2 separate regions of the Homo sapiens genome follow, and region 1 is linked to region 2. A link is a loop called in an ENCODE intact Hi-C map of the cell type or tissue named here. Cell type or tissue: CD14-positive monocyte. All regions are shown on one strand. Each heading gives the region's core, and the rest is flanking DNA. Links, peaks and the distances in the headings are about the cores only.

Evidence for each region. Hi-C counts contacts between places; a loop is a spot of excess contacts. Peaks named below come from ENCODE experiments on the same cell type or tissue, not always from the same donor. Only the 100,000 strongest peaks of a DNase experiment are listed, where the experiment ranks them.
Region 1: a loop joins it to region 2, with 1.9 times the contacts of the local background. A loop is called at or near these places in 12 of 110 quality-filtered maps.

What each region holds. Positions count from the first base shown.
Region 1 is chr17:80,722,567-80,727,943 of GRCh38, forward strand. The region is part of intron 4 of RPTOR (regulatory associated protein of MTOR complex 1); the gene reads left to right. Among named protein-coding and RNA genes, the nearest start is that of RPTOR, 180 kb to the left of the region's middle. RefSeq lists an enhancer at 3,206-4,166. In CD14-positive monocyte, for the core only: no CTCF peak of the experiment used is centred there; no DNase peak of the experiment used is centred there.
Region 2 is chr17:80,777,791-80,783,167 of GRCh38, forward strand. All of the region lies in intron 6 of RPTOR (regulatory associated protein of MTOR complex 1), which reads left to right. Among named protein-coding and RNA genes, the nearest start is that of CHMP6, 210 kb to the right of the region's middle. RefSeq lists enhancers at 1,683-2,183, 2,700-2,899. In CD14-positive monocyte, for the core only: no CTCF peak of the experiment used is centred there; DNase peaks (open chromatin) are centred at 2,461, 2,871 and 3,601; H3K4me3 peaks cover 2,195 bases; H3K27ac peaks cover 1,892 bases.

The sequences.
Region 1 (5,377 bases), core at 270-5,269, 55 kb before region 2:
GAAGAGACCATGGGATGCAGCATGTGAAGAGGTGACTATGTGTTCAGTAATTTCTGGAGAGCAGTTAGGATCAAAACTAGGTTTGCATTTTTAAAAAACAATTTGAAATAATTTTAAATGTACACGAGAGTTGCAGAGGCAGCACAGAGAGTTCCTGTGTGTCCTTCATCCAGCTACCCAGTGTCAACCTCTTACATGACCTCAGCACAGCGATCAAATCTAGGAAACATATGTTGTTACAGCACTGCCAACCACACACAGCCTCCTTGGTGCCAGCAGCCTTGCCGCTGTAATCCTCTGTATGTCTTGTGGTCCAGCCCAGGCCCCCACCCACATTGGCTGCCTTGTCCTCTGGTCCTCCCAGCCTGGGATGGTTCCTCAGCTGTTCTTGTCTTTCATGACCATGACATTGTAAGATGCTGCTCAGGTGTTTTGGAGGATGTCCCTCACTTTGGGTTTGTCTGATGTGTTCTCATGATGAGATTGAGGATCAAAGTTTTGGGAAGAATAATGCAGATGGGTTATTCTCAGTGCATCAGGTTTGGGGGTGCGTGGTGTGTGTGATTCTTATTACTGCAGATACCAACCTTGATCACTAGGCTGAAGTGGTGCCTTGTGTGTTTCTCCAATGTGAAGTTGTTATTTTCTTTATAATTCATAAGCATTTGAAGGAGATACTTTGAGAGTATGCAGATATCCTGTTTCTCCTTAAACTGCCATGCCCTAATTCTAACATTCATGTGTAATTACTATCCTGGTGTTCTAATGGTGGTGCTGTACCTCCCTATTTCCTTCCACGTTTAGTAACTGGAATTCTTCTGTATGAAAGAATTGTTGCTTCTCTTGTTGTTTATTTACTTGGTTGTTTGTTTATATCCATATGGAGCCACTAATATTTATTTTACTTCTTGGGTTATAATCCATTATTATTATCATTATTTATTTTGTTACTGAAATTGTTTCAACTTTGACCACTGACACACCTTCTAGCATTTTCTCTACCACAGCCCTGGATCAACCATTTTTCCAAGGATCTTTGGCTTTTTTGAGAGTGGGATTTAGAAACCAAGATGTGGCCTCTTTGTGTGCTCGTTACTACTGGAGCATTAGTGTTACTAGGCCTAGGCCCTCTCCGTGGACTTAGCTAAGTGATGCATTTGTGTGTAGTAAGCTGTAAACACATGCATATTGATTTGCGTATCTATGTACAGGTGTGGAAACTAGATTTTAATGACTAAACAGGAGGTAAGGGACTAGGGACTGGAATAGACTAATCTTTCCAGAAGTTTGGTGATACTACTGAATAACACTGTTTTTTCTAGCTTTCTCTGTAATACAATTTTTGCAATAAATACATAGAGAGCATGTGATTAGAGGAGCCTGTCTGTTGGGGAGACCTCGAAGAAAGAACAAGGCTAAGCAGGGATGTTTAGTTTCTGCAAGAGGTAACTTATGTTTGTAGATAGGAGAAAGGGGGTTGCTGAAGAAAGTATAAATCAGTGGAGTAAAGGATGAGAAATGGGAAGGTATGAGAAGATTAATTCAGGACAGAGATACAGCATTTGACTTGGCAAGCCCAAGCACTCTTCTCTGAGACGTGGGAGGGAAGGAGAGGTGAATACAAATGTGGTGGAGCTTTGAAGCTGGACATGAGAGCTGGTTCCCCTTGGAGCCTGTCTCCTGTTAAGTGAGAAGCCAGGCCATGTCCTGAGAGGTGGGGGCCATGAGTGCCAGGATGGAAGGGTCAGGAGAGAGGAGACATGGCAACCCACCCCTTCCTCATGTTTACTGCCTGGCATAGTTGGCATTTTTCTTTATGTTGAGGAAAATGCTGCTATGATCTGATTAGTAGGTGCTAAATACCCCAGTTTGTATAAAGTAGGATGGTATCTTTGCAGGGCTAATGAAATGGCCAAATCAGGTTTGGGTAAGGCCACCTGGAGATCCATGTCCTTCAGCTGATGGCAGTCTTCCTGTGTATCCCAGCTATCCACAGAGATGCTTGCGAGTTCTACCATCGCAACAGCGGCGAGGCCAGGTTCTCCCATCCCAACAGTGGTGAGGCCAGAAATTTCCAGGCTCATCACATCTACCTGCTCAGCCTGTGGTGGGTTGGAGTTGGGGTTGGGACACCCCACCTGCCCTTCCAGAGGGCGACTGTCTGCACCTGCCCAGTGTGCCCCCCGTTCCCTCCTCTGCAGTGTCAGAGCTGCTGTGCCTGGATCTGAGGAGGGGCCGTGGGAGAAGAAGCCGCCCCCACGACACTTGCGCTTGCCTTTTCAGCTGGAGCACGGGGTGGCGGCACCGTGTCGTTCTGCCCACCTCACCCACTGGGATGCAAACTTGCTGAGGCCAGGGCTTCTTCCTGCCATGCCTTGCCACCACGCCCCTTGCCTCCCCTGGGACATGCCGTTCTCTTCTTTGTACTCATCTGTTTGGTATGTGAGGGGTTTTGCGTTTTGTCTTCTGCTCTGTAATTTAAAGGGATAAAACGCTCACATTTAACTTAAGCCAAAACCCAGTTTCAGTCTTTCCACCAGAAATCCCTGAGATGTAGAATTGTGGGAAGCTCCTTGGAGGCTGGCGGGCTGCTGGGCTGCCCCTCTGTGGGAAGACAGCCTGCAGGCTTCAGTGGGCTGGGCTCTCCCGGCCATGGCTGCCTTGGTGGCTAACTCAGGCTGCGGCGACAGACTGGTGAGGCAGGCGGACTCTTCCCCTGATGTTTAATATAACCTGACAGATAAAGTGGATTGTAATGAAGAAATTATCTAAAACCCATTTCTATTTCTTTGTTTGAAAAGAAAACATGGCCTTGAATATGATTCTTGGAGAAAAAGAAGAGACGCTTTGATTAGGAATTATTCTCTGTACTTTTAGTTTTGGATCAAGAAGAAATGAAAACCATTGGCCACAAGCTCTTGAGTGTTCCAAGCAGCCTTCCGTGTATACAGGGGGCTTTTCAATTCTGGGCTGGTGTGGGTTGGTGCAGTCAGGATGACAGAGGAATATTCCACAGGACAACGAGGAGTGACTCTACTGTGGGCGTTGTTTCTGCCCCTGCAGCCGGGGCTGTGAGGCTGCAGGCTGCCCTTTGCTGGTTTGCAGGGGCCATAATTCTGGCCTGGAGCTTGACAAACGACCCAGGACCTCTGAGATGGGAAATGAGGTCTGCATCCCGTGTTCTAATCAGGATTCGCTATCAAAGGTCATTTTCCACACTGTGGCTTAATAGAGTTGGTTTTATATTCCCTGAGGGATACAGACTTCCAAATTGTTGCAGTCTCACTAACTGTAATGTATACAGCTCATGTTTGAAAGGAAATCGCCTCTCCTCCAAGGCAGCGGTTCTCAACCAGGGAAACTTTTCCCCTCAGGGGACACTGGGACATTTGGCAATGTCCAGCAACCTGGAGATTGTCACATCTAGGTGTGGGGGTGGCTGGGTGGTGCTGCGGAAGATTGTGTGGTGCACAGGGCAGCCCCACAAGGAGCGGCCCGGCCCCAAATGGCCCTGGTGCTGAGAGGGACAGACGCCGCTCACAGAGAAGCGACCACAGAGGCCCACATCCAAGCAGGCTTCCCAGAGCAGGCGGGGCTGGGAAAGCTGTTCTGTGGCGCAGCATCCCAGTGGCTGTTACGGGGTGAAAGCCCCTCTTAGAATTTAAAGTCCTAGAGCAGAGACCAACTGGGGCCATCCATGGCCCTGTGCCGTGCTGCCTCCTGGACGCACGCTAGGAGGTGGAGATGGTCCAGCCCCAGCAGGACTGGGCCACGAGGACCCTGCCGGTAACCTGGTGCTCGCCGCCCACAGATCACGGGGCGTGGAGGGAGAGACTGCCAGTGCTGTCCTAGTGCAGCAGTACCTCATGGTTATGACGGATCATCTTCCTGAACTTTGCATCTCAGAATTTAAAATGGAGATTTTGATTTTGATTTTGGCAAATGTGGAAAATAGATTTCAGCTCAAAAAGCAAGACCTGAGAACATGGTGTGTTAAAATATCTTTCATTTCATGCCACTTTGCAGCCCTGGGACCCTCGGGGTTGTACCTAGAAGGTAGTAAAGATGACAGCAGCCCCCGTTTCACTGATGGTGGCGCAGAGGACGTTGTGAGGTGGCTGTAGGGTCAGGTGGCTGTAGGGTCAGGGCTGGGCAAGTTGTATTCAGATGCTGTTCGCTAAGCCCAGAACATTATAGGAGGTAAATAAATAGCACGCAGTGTTCTGGGGGTAAAAAGATACACCCATGTCCCAGGCTGCTGCCAAAATCCTTTCTCCTGTCAGCGTGGGGGGTGATCCTGCCCAATTAAAGGACGTCTTTTGGCCCTTCTTTCCCTTGGCAGCAGCATGGAAGTGGGTGGGGGAGGAGAGGAGCATGCTTCCCCCAACCCCTGGGGACCTGTGAGCGCAGCCTGCAAGCTCCGGCTCCAGGAGGAAGCGTGCTCAAGTGCACCTCTGACCACGTCACGCTGCGAGAACGTGGGCGCTACACCTCCGACCACATCGTGCTCCGAGAACGTGGACGCTGCACCTCTGACCACGTCACGCTCCGAGAACATGGACGCTGCACCTCTGACCACTTCCTGCTCCGAGAACGTGAACTCTGCACCTCTGACCACGTCACGCCCCGAGAACGTGGACACTGCACCTCTGACCACATCATGCTCCGAGAACGTGGACGCTGCACCTCTGACCACATCATGCTCCGAGAACGTGGACGCTGCACCTCTGACCGCATCATGCTCCGAGAACGTGGACGCTGCACCTCTGATCATGTCACACTCCAAGATCATGGACATTGCACTTCTGATCATGTCATGCTCTGAGAACATGGACGCTGCACCTCTGATCATGTCACGCTTCAAGAACGTGAACACTGCACCTCTGACCACGTCACGCCCCGAGAACGTGGACGCTGCACCTCTGACCACATCATGCTCTGAGAACGTGGACGCTGCACCTCTGATCATGTCACACTCCAAGATCATGGACATTGCACTTCTGATCATGTCATGCTCCAAGAACGTGGACGCTGCACCTCTGACCATGTCGCGCTGGCCAGAATTTGGCTGCAGGACAGACTTCACTGGAAAGGAAACTGGGCCATGTGCTCAGCTACAACTGCTTTAGAAGAGAGAGAAAATCAGATATTAGCCTAGCAGTCTCTACCACACTGGCATTTAGATAATTTTCAGCTTTTTTTTTTACCAGTCAAAACATCTCATGTACAAATGCAAGTATTTCTATAGGATGGATATCTAGAAGTAGTCAGAAGGAATGTGCCTTTAAAATTTTTGTTAAGTACTTCCCAATTGCCTTCCATACAAGCTTCATTAATTTACATTCCCACCATTGATGGATGAGTGCCCTGCATCCTC
Region 2 (5,377 bases), core at 212-5,211:
TCTTAAATAAGCATAGCTTGGACTTTTGGATCTATTTTTAACTTTGAGAATGTTTTCTGCAGGAATGGCAGAAATAGATGTATTGCTGGAGTGACTTTGGAACTGTATAAAGAAAAGGTGAACGCCAGAGGCTGAAGAGGGAAGGAGCTCTTTCCCTAGCAGGTTTCTGTGTAGCGAGCATCCGTGGCTGGGGTTAAAGTGTTATTTCATTATGCAGTTTATCAAATGGGAAAAGACAAAACCTAAGGGCATTTGTATCTACTCCATACCATAAAAGTTTGCCATTTTACTTTGATCATATAACAACTCTGAAAAATACTGTTTTTCATGGATTAATCAAATTACCAACATTACTTTAAAATCACACCGAGTCACTCTTTCTGTGCCGCAAGGTGCTAGGCCAGTGACATCTCTGATCTTGGGAGCCGCTGTTAGGAGCCTGATGTTAATGACAGATAAAAATTGATGTCAGATAGAAAATTAACCTCCTTCAGGGTATGTGAAACTGCTTCCCCTAATCCTATGTTCTTCCTTAGCAAACCGAATGCAACCCAGGAGCTCTGAAGAAGGAAAATGATCAGCTGTTTATCTGCTTGGCACCCTTTGGAACAGTCATTTTCCCATCTCATTTGAAAGCAGCAGTTAGAAAAATCACAAAGAAATAGTCTTTCTAAAGTTTTCCTTCCATTTTAATTCTTTTGTGTTTTTCTTCATCACATTTTCCATACACCCCACACGATTAAAGAATGGTCATTCTGCGTTTCAAGGGGCCCAGGCGGGAGGATCACTTGAGACTAGGAGTTTGAGACCAGCCTGGGCAACATAGCAACACCCAGTCTGTACCAAACTTTCTTCAAAAAATTAGCCTGGTATGGTGGTGCGCCTATGGTCCCAGCTTCTCGGGAGAAGGAGGCAGGAGGATGACTAGAGCCCGGGAGTTCACCACTACCGTGAGCTGAGATCATGCCACTGCACTCCAGCCCACACAGCAGAGTGGGGCAAGACCTGGTCTCTTAAAAGAATAAAATATTGACTGAGGATCAGGACGGTAAAATCACGAGACCTCAGAGAAGGAACAACTGTCGTGGCACCTCATGTGCGGTGTCTGGCCGCGGCGCCTGCGAATGGGTTTTGCTCTTGGTTGTCTTGGAACCAAACATCTGTGTGCTGGCATGGACTGGACATCGCCAGGTGTTTGGACCATATCTTTGTGGTTTAGCACAAAACCAAGACATACAGTTTGTACCTGTCATAGTCACTGGAGAAGCCGTGCTGTTAATTGATACAGAAACACAGCCGTGGGCTGAGATGCACCTTCTGAGCCCATGGCTGTCCTCAGCCTCATCACAGACCCCAAGCTGAATGGTCCTGCCGGACTAGGCATGAGGGCTGGAGCTCATGTGTGCGCCCGTAAGCTGGCTTTCCATTCAGTGGTTTCAACTTCTGCCTGTAGAAACACCAAAATTGTCCATGAGGTAAATGAAAATACATCCCAGGACACTCTCACTGTCCTCCCATTGTCTGGTGTCTTGTTGAGGGCTCTGGCCAGGTCAACAGGCAACTGTTTTGTCCTGTGAAAGTGTGGCGCCTCCGTGGCTTTCTGGGAGAACCGAAGAGAGAGACTTGCAGTCGGCGAGGAACTCCTTGGCGCAAGCAGCGTGCGGATCTCCTCATGCTTCTGCCGTGCCTACGTGCACTGACGTCGTCACAGGTGGGGGATAAGATTCCGTCGCGGTCGGAGTTTTCCTGTGTGAACATTGAGATGTGCAATTCCGTGACCGCAGGCACTGCCCCTCCGACACAGTGGGGTTCATCTGCTTGCGGAAGCCTCTTAAGGGCGGTTGGGAGAGACCCTCAGTGGCGCATGTCTGGAGGCTGCTGACCTAGCGTCGCAACCATAGACCAGGAACACAAGCAGATAAAAGCAGCAAGTGGGACAGATTGAACCAGCTCTTGGCATAGTTTCCCACCCCCCAGCTAGTTCAGGAGTCTGTGGACAAACTGTGTTTCAAGCATGTTGAACAACGCAGTGTGCATTTCCAAGTTCATTGGAAAATCTATGTGAGTTCACTTGTTTGCCACCAGAATGCCAGGAGTGAGCTCCGTTCTCGGGGTGCTCTTCCTTAGCCCCCAGTTTTTGCGGTGGCTTAAGGCTCTGCAGGAGTCGGGGGTACCCAGGCTCCACTCCTTGGCCCGACTCCATGCTGTTGCGGCTCTCATCTGCTGTGGGAAACTCGCTCCTCGTGGACATTTTCCACGCCTCTGGCTGGATTTCTGCTCAGTAGCCTTCAGCCAGCGGTGTTCTCATCGTGTCCATCTGCTTCTATTAAGTTAATGGGCACAGACACACGGCCCATAAAGCAGCTGGATCAAAAGTCTGGTTCTTATCAGACGACTTAATTGATAAATGTCGCAATCACAAGAAGCTGAAATGCTGTTGTGCAATGACTTCCAGAATGGTGTTCTGGGCACGTCAGCTTCCCTAAGTACAACTGGAGCCGTCGGTGGAGAAGAGCGGAAAGGGAGAGTTCAGTTGGTAGGAGGGAGGGGTCCAGCGAGAGACAGGGATGTACACGAAGTCTGTTTAACTTTACATATTGGGTGCAGAAACCACCACGGTTTAAATGCTTAGGAAGACAACTGGATAGACGGTGGTTTGTTTCTAGCCCTGATTCTGAACTCATCTGTCCTGAAAAACAGTTGCTGACACCCTCTGACCCTCAGAGGCGGTCCGGGCTAGAAGGGGATTAGTGGAGGACATCTCGGCAGGGCTGCTGTAGGCGGATGTTGTCCAGTCAGAGCGGAACCGTGACCTGTGATACGTATACTTTTCATTTTTGCCGTTTATGCTATTTTTAGATTGTCTTTATTTTACATATTAGGAATTTGCACACACGTCAGGTGAGTCGTAAGAGTCACAGAGGAAGTTCCTTCTTAGCCTGTGGCAGGGTGGATCCTGCAGCTCCCTTCCCCCCTCACCCTCCCCCCGGGGGGCCTCACTCACACAGCCCCTCCGGCTCCCTTTCTTTTTATGAGCTTTCACCTTACTCTGTTTTCCTCTTTTCTTCCTGATTTCCCTAATTGAGTTTGAGTCAGTGCATTGAGCGTGCGCTCTCAGTTGTCAGGGGTACACACTTGTGTGTGATTTTTTATGTGGCTGAGATGCACCAGGATCCTGTTGCCTCAGCCCACTGTGGTCTTTGGGTGCAGAGGAGGGTTCTTATGCCCAGCCACTTAGCCAGCAGGGTAGCTGGGGGTGAGTTTCAGAACCTTCTGAACCTCAACTGTCTCCCCTCCAGGGCAGGAAGGATAATAACACACATCTAAGCGGGGAGGGTGATAATTGTGCCCATAGTCTAAATCTTTCTCAGATCCTCCGGTGACATTGCCGGGTGGCCTGAGCTAGGAGGAAGGGTGAGGACTTAGGCAGATGGAGGACTGTGCATTTCAGTTTTTTGTTTTAATTAATTTTTTTAACTGACAAGATAACTTAGAGGGATTTTTTAAATTGGCAAATAGAATCTTCAGCTTTGCCTTCGGTTCCCTCATCGTAGGGTCAGCTCGTGGCTGCCACCCCAAGACAACACTTCCTCCCCGTGGCCGCCCTGCGGTTCCCTTCTTCCCGGAGGGTACCAACGAGCTAGGCCTGGTGCTGCCGAAAAGGAACTCAGGAAAAGGTTCCAAAATTTTTAATAGGAAGAATTTCCCAAGTCTAAAATACACAGAACTTACTCAAAAAGGGCCCCTTCTTGTGGATATTTTTAAGAGTACATTTTGCCACGCTGTCTCGCGTGGGGCCTCTGCAGCAGCTGAGACGTTTGGCAGTTTCTTCAAGACTTGGAGTAAAACCTCGCCTGAGATAGAATCTAAATACACTGGGCTTGGATCGCCCATTTGACTAAATTTCGATCCCAACTCTAGCTTTCAGAAACCTCCTTATAGGGAGAGACCTATTGCTATGGGAAGGCAAGAGAAATTAATGTCTGCGTTATTCCAGCAAAGCCCCTGCACTGCGCTGGAGGGACTTTTGTTTGCGTCTTTGGGTTGCAGAAGGGGCTATGATTGTGCGTGGCTTATCTTGGTCTCCAGCCCAGTTTAGACCTCCTTCTAGCTGATCTCTTCTCTCACTTGTACTTTGGAAGAGAGTCAGGGCTTGGCTTTGGGTCACCAGGCGTGCAGCCATGTCAGAGCTCTGGAGCCACCTCGGTTTTGTCCCTGTCACGGGGATTGACTGATTCTTAAATGATCTGCGCGAGGCGGCCCTGGAGCCTACAGCAGCACCGTTCCCCCAGGGTATCGCTGGCCTGTGTTTCACATAGGGTCAGCTCTTCGGGGGTTGTCACTGAGTAGTAAGTGCTGAGCCCTCCTGTCCCTGTTTGCAGAGGCAGCGGCTGGTTTCTGGCTGGCCAGTGATTCCTCCACCCTGTGAACACACGTGGAAATTGACACGGTGGACTCTGGGATGTAGGGGAAGGCTCTGGGTCAAGGGCATGGCTTCTTTATATAGAAAGAACAAGTCAGATGGCAGGAAAGATATAATGGTGGGTCATTTAAGTATTGGTTCTTTGTAATTTAAAAGAATCACTTTATTTATTTATTTTTTTATTTTTATTTTTTTTTAAAGAACTGAGTTTTATGGGTTTGCCACAAAGCCATTCTACATCCCCGACAAGAATAAGAATAGGTGAGGACCCAGCAGTCGCATGTGAAAATAAACGGTGTATTTAGCGGGAAACTAATGCCTCTTGCAGCCATCAGGCACTGTTTTCCCTTGATCCTGGAACACCTTGGTTTCCGGGGATCTCAGCCCCAGCCGTTGCCCCATAGCTGTTCCTCAGCACCGCAGTCGTGGAAGCCCTGTACTGAATTAGAACCGAGCAGCCCTGGCTCTCAAGGGGTCACGGGGTGAGAGGACCAGAGTTCTGCAGGCATTTTCACGTGAGAAACTCCAGTCCTCTGTGGCTGTCCCACTTCCTGACAGCTTGGCTTCCTTCAGGCAGCCTGAGTATTATTCCCATCTTAGCTCTGTCGGTATGTAGTATAAACACAGTCCATGTTATTGATAGTTTCTTAGGTAAAAACACATTAATATTTGAATCGGGCCAAGGAGCACGGAGAATCTGAAGTTGTCGCAAACAAGCTGGCTGTAAATGGGCTCCTCCAGGGCAAGGCACACCCCAGAGCTACTGGGGGAGGTGGAAGCTTGCTGTGTGTTGTGTGTGTGTTTCCTGTGGTTGATGCTCATAAGCGTTACCTCCGTGGAAGAGGTTTACCTTTTTAGGAAAGAGTTGGTTTTCTGCTTTTGCAAATTTGTACCAACTGTTGATCATCTCAAGGACAGTGGAGAAGGGACAGGCAAGGAGCCTCCCTTTCAGTC